Regions from separate parts of the Homo sapiens genome. Here region 2 is linked to region 1. The links are chromatin loops, found by intact Hi-C in ENCODE. Cell type or tissue: heart left ventricle. All regions are shown on one strand.

Region 1 (2,500 bases):
AAGGAGGGAGGTGGAAAGGCCAAGGGGCACCTGTGTTCCAGGACCAAGGGGCTTGCCCTCCTGCAAGCGCGCCTGTGAACAAGTCCCCGTGGGGTTCTGGGAGGTGCGCCCACATCTAAGACTGTGCGCCCTGCACTCCCTCTGGATGGCTTGCCGAATTTGGTCTTCGCTGATCACCAATTCTGGAAGGGTGGAGAGACAGTTGGCTGGACAGCTGCCTGATTCGGCCATGACCCTTCACGGGTGTCTGTGGGCCAACACCAAACGCCAGCCTGCTCTGCTGGCAGGGCTTCTACCTGCACAGTCCCTAGGGCTGCAAGAGCAAATGGGGACCCTGGCTGCCGGTCCTTGCCAGGCCCTTGGTCAATGATATCACCACTTCTGAGACAGCGTCTGGGGAGCTACCGGAACTTCGTGTTCAGCATCTTACAAAGGGGGCCGCTGGTTCTGGGAATGGGCAGAGGGAGCCTGCAGCTCCACCCTGTTGACCGGACGCCTTGCGGGTAGCTGCTTCAGGTTTCCCTCCTGCTCACTCTCAGGCCACAGAGGGGCCCCGGCCCACAGCCGCCCTGTGAGGACAGGGCCTGCCTCCTGAAGCCTCGGAGTCTTTGCACCCCTTTCCTGGGAACAGCTACGCTGTGAGCCTCTCTCCAGGAGAGGGTGTCAGCCTGGGCCATTCTTCTGACTTCAGGACGGGACTGGCAGGCGGTGGGGCCCTCTTCCCCTACAAAGCCTCCTTTCTTTCTGTGGGCGCCATCCTGTTTGGGGGGCTGCCAGAAGGGCCCTTGACTCCTCAGCGCTCAAGGACAGAGTTGCTCAAGTGGGCAGGCATTATGGTCAATAATAAAGCCAGCAAAGAAGGGAGACACAGAAACAGCCGCTAGTGCTGGAGGTTCTCAGACAAAATGCCGAGGGCGCGACGTTGTGTGGCAGGAGCTTTTCTTTTCTCTCAAAGAAATCCAGCTCAATTTTTTCCCCAATTAATTGGCAGCAGATGAAAAAAAAAAAAAACAAACCCAAAACAAAAACCAAACCAAAGCCAGTAACCTGAATGTGAGTGTTTCTGAAAGGGAAAAGCTGTTTCAATTGTTAGATGTCCAAGAAAACATGAATACAGGCTGACACAGGAAACGGTCACAATTAGAGGAAGAAGAGGGAGAGGTTCATAAAATTAAGGGAAAAAAATTCTTTTCAGCAGCTCCCATCCTGTAAGCTGGCTCCTCTGCTGGCCTCTGTCCCTGAGAGGGGCAGGAGGTTGGGCCTCCCAGGGAAACTTCAGGAAGACGAAGGCCAGGGACAGAGGGAGGGTCCCAGGAATACCCTAAGAGGCCAAGTCAGGGCCAGAGGGCACAGCTGCCAGCTTCCACTGAGACCCTCCCAGAGCCTTTTCTGAGGAGCAATGTGCCCGGGAAGATGGTCTACAGGGAAGGACCGTGAGGTGCGGCCCCACCCAGCAGCCTCAGGAAGTGGCTGGACCTGAACTTGCCAGTGTGAGGTCTCACCCTCCTCCCCCGCCGGAGGGTTGTTCCCCCTCTTCCTCAGCCTCTCTTGGGCCTCCTCTGAGAATAAGCCTTGGGGTCCAGGCTCCTCTGTTTGGCCAAGTGCCAACTCCTCACTCATCTTGTCATTTCCCACCTACCTTCCCACTCCCCCAAAGGAAAGCACGAATCGTTCCAGGGTGTCCCTGCCTTCCTCCCTCATTGAGGGATGTTTTAGGAAATGCCAAACAGGCAAGGAAAGGATTGGCTTCTTTAAGAGATTAAACCCAGGCCACAGCCAGCGTGGTCTCTATGAGGGCTGGGCCACGTGGACGTGCCAGACAAGGCCTGGGAGGAAGACCCAAGAGGCAGACTGGTCACTAAAGGCGGGTCACCAAGGGCAGGGCTTTGCACAAACCGCTGAAGTCCACGCAGCTACCTAAAGGGGCAGGGCTCAGTCCCAGCTCGACACGTGGCCTTGGCGAGTCCTCCTTCTCCGGGCCTGTGTCTCTGCATGTGAACAGTGAGCTGGAACCACCTCCAAACAGTCTCTAAAGACATGAGCAGCGCTGATGTCTGAACCTGCTGATGACATTCAAACTCGGCCCCTTGTGCTCTGCCCAGGTGGGCCAGGGATGACAGTCGTCAAACTTCTAGTTCATTCAGACCAGCTGGTGCCTGGCGAAGGCTCTGGAACCCTTGTATCTCATTCAGGAGAGGGCAGCCACATCTTCATGCTACTGGGTGGGTGGAAAAAGCAGGAGAGCTGAGAAACTCTTAGCCTCATCGGGGCTGCCTGGCCTGTGTGGGAGGACCCTGCTATGGCAAGCAAGAGAGAGGTCGCGTGTGCGTGTGCGTGTGTAGGTGTTCTTGTGTGTGGAAGCAGTGTGGACCACTGAGGGCTGTGTGTGTGTGTGTGTGTGTGTGTAGGTGTTCTTGTGTGTGGAAGCAGTGTGGACCACTGAGGGCTGTGTGTGTGTGTGTGTGTGTGTGTGTAGGTGTTCTTGTGTGTGGAAGCAGTG
Region 2 (2,500 bases), 52 kb after region 1:
ACTAAGTACTTCTTTATGCAACATGGTTTTTATGTTAAATTGAATTTTATGTAATACAGCAAGCCCCCTCTGAACACCAAAACCAATTCTGAAAACCAAAACACCAAATGATCCTTTAGGGCTTACCATGTCTTTTCATTCAGATCTTTTGTTTTTATTTAATCAACACAGAGATCCAGTGTGAGAAGTTGTGACCATCCCCATTTTACAGATAAGTAAACTAAGGCTCAGGGAGACTGAACAGTCTGTCTCAGGTCCCGAAGTGGTGAAGGGTGGAGCCGGCATGTGAACTTGGGACTGTCTGACTCATCCCATTGCCCCATGGGTCCCAACATGCAAGACACTGTCCTAAACTTCTAGGGCAGAGAAATCTGCCAAGGAGCTAGTGGGGAAGACAGATAAGTACCCAAAATAAGTATGCTGAGCAGTATTTGAGTCATGTGTCTTTTATCTTTGCTATGAGGCAGACCTGGCTGAGCCAAGGACACTGCCTGAAGAGTAACTTTCACGGAGACAAAGCTTCAGATGGTGAATCGAAATGAGATGACTTAGTTTCTCAAGAAGGTCTGGGGGGTGCCCTTCACACACCCTCCTGTCATCTGGCTCCTCTATCAAGCTCAAGAGCTGCAGTTACTTACTTCTCAGATACAAGTGCAAATTATTAAAGACATAGCCGTTTACTCACTGGGTTAAAAGGAAATGCTGGTCATTCCTCTATGTATGGCCTGACTGGCTCTGCCATGAGGTCTCCAGCTGTTCCCTTCTCCACTCTGAGCCTTAGTTTCCCCAGAAGGACAGGGAGTGGGACTCTATGGTATGTGGGACTCTATGGTATACGGGCCCCTCTCTGTGCTGAGTGGTGGTAGGAGAAGACCAACCCATGGGATGGCGCTGGTCCCCCTCCAATGAAAGCACGAACCTCCAGAACCCAGTCCCCCACAGAAACCCTGACTGGATCCATTTCAGGTGGGAAGCCACCACCCAGTTACATATCCTGGTGTAGATGTCGCAGAAATTAGTGCAAGTGAGATGAAGAAATTAGTGCAAGTGAGATGAAGGGCATGCGATACCTCTTGAGGGCTGTGGGGGGATGAGAGCTCCAATCATATTTCCTGCAGCATCTTGGATAGCACCAGAGAGGCCAGACATTTGACTGGGTTAGGGCAGGGGCTCTGGAGTTGGAGCTGACAGGTTCAAAGTCCGGCTCTGCTGCTGACCAGCCATGGGCTGGGCCCCCAGCCAAGTTATTTCTTCTCATGGGACCTTAGCTTCCTTATCTGTAAAAGGAGGAAACTAACCTCCCAGAGGGTGATTATGAGGATTGAATGAGAGAATGCACACAGAAAGTGCTCAGTAAATGCTAGCAACAATGCCAGTACTTTCCTGATGTGATACCCATCAAATCTCACCAAGACCCTTCTGAAGTGGGAACTACTGGTCTTACTTCCCAGGTGGAGAAACTGAGACTCCCAGGACATGTTCATGCCCAGTCCTCACACTGGTCCTTCAGAGGTGTGAAGACACCGATTTGGTGTCTTTGCCACCTCCACCGAGGTCTGCTTCTACAGGCTATCCACCCCGGCTCCTTGGTCCCTGCCTGTGGGCCCCTCCCTACGTGGCCACTTTCTGCTCAGGTTCCATTTGTCCATCTTGCAATCTGTGCCACACAGCCTGGCAACCAGGTAGACCTGCCACACCAACCTGCACCACCCCCAGACACCATGACATCATCCAAGGCTCCTTGTCCCCTTCCCAACATTGGGCAGGGGGTGCCACATAGGCCTCGTGTGGGCCCAAGCTGCACCTGGCGGGGGTGGGTTGGGGACAGAGCAAGAAGGCCATTTCTAGACCCAACTGCTGGCCTTGCTGGTTGCTGTAAAGACTCCTGGGGTGATTCAAAGTGGGCCAGGAACAGAGTCTAGCCTGCTCTGGAAGGCTGGTGTCTCTGCCGGGTGGGAAGGGGGCTGACAGCTTGATGGAAGCCACATCACTTCCCTGTGGAGGCAGAGCTGCAGTCCACTCCCTGCAGCCAGCAGCCCGTGGTGGAACCTGACTGGGCATTGTCCTGGGGATTGGGATCCGACAAGTGGGAGTGGGGGTCTGGTGAGGCCACAGTCAGCTTCCTGGAGAAGAGCAGGCAACGAACACCCAGGGTTTGCTGTTTGGACGGCTCCAAGTATTTCTCACCAACAACTCTCTGAATCCTTAATTAAATTCCATGTCAGCCATTCTCAGAGAAGGGGAAACTTTCATTCCTAAGAAGTTGGGGCCACCTCACACACTCTAAGAGCTGTTTTTGTGACAACTGGGAAGTGATAACTGAGCCTTCCGCGGTGGCAGCCCCAGCCTGATGAGATGGGAAGGAAGGCGCTGACTTCCAGAAACACTGCCCAAGAAGGGCGCCCCGGTGGAGAATGCTGAGGCAGTGCCTGAGAGGTGCTTTTCTTGAACGCAATTCGGGACAGTGCTTTGAAAGCTGGAAGGCACTTTTGCTTCATAG

The links. A loop is a pair of places that touch in the nucleus more often than their neighbours do. Peaks named below come from ENCODE experiments on the same cell type or tissue, not always from the same donor. Only the 100,000 strongest peaks of a DNase experiment are listed, where the experiment ranks them.
Region 2: a loop joins it to region 1, with 4 times the contacts of the local background. A loop is called at or near these places in 19 of 110 quality-filtered maps.

The regions. Positions count from the first base shown.
Region 1 is chr9:37,916,041-37,918,540 of GRCh38, forward strand. SHB (SH2 domain containing adaptor protein B) reads right to left here. Exons shown (of 6, transcript NM_003028.3): 6 at 1-2,500. Among named protein-coding and RNA genes, the nearest start is that of SLC25A51, 13 kb to the left of the region's middle. In heart left ventricle, no CTCF peak of the experiment used is centred here; no DNase peak of the experiment used is centred here; H3K27ac peaks cover 2,124 bases.
Region 2 is chr9:37,968,082-37,970,581 of GRCh38, forward strand. All of the region lies in intron 3 of SHB (SH2 domain containing adaptor protein B), which reads right to left. Among named protein-coding and RNA genes, the nearest start is that of SLC25A51, 65 kb to the left of the region's middle. In heart left ventricle, no CTCF peak of the experiment used is centred here; a DNase peak (open chromatin) is centred at 1,220.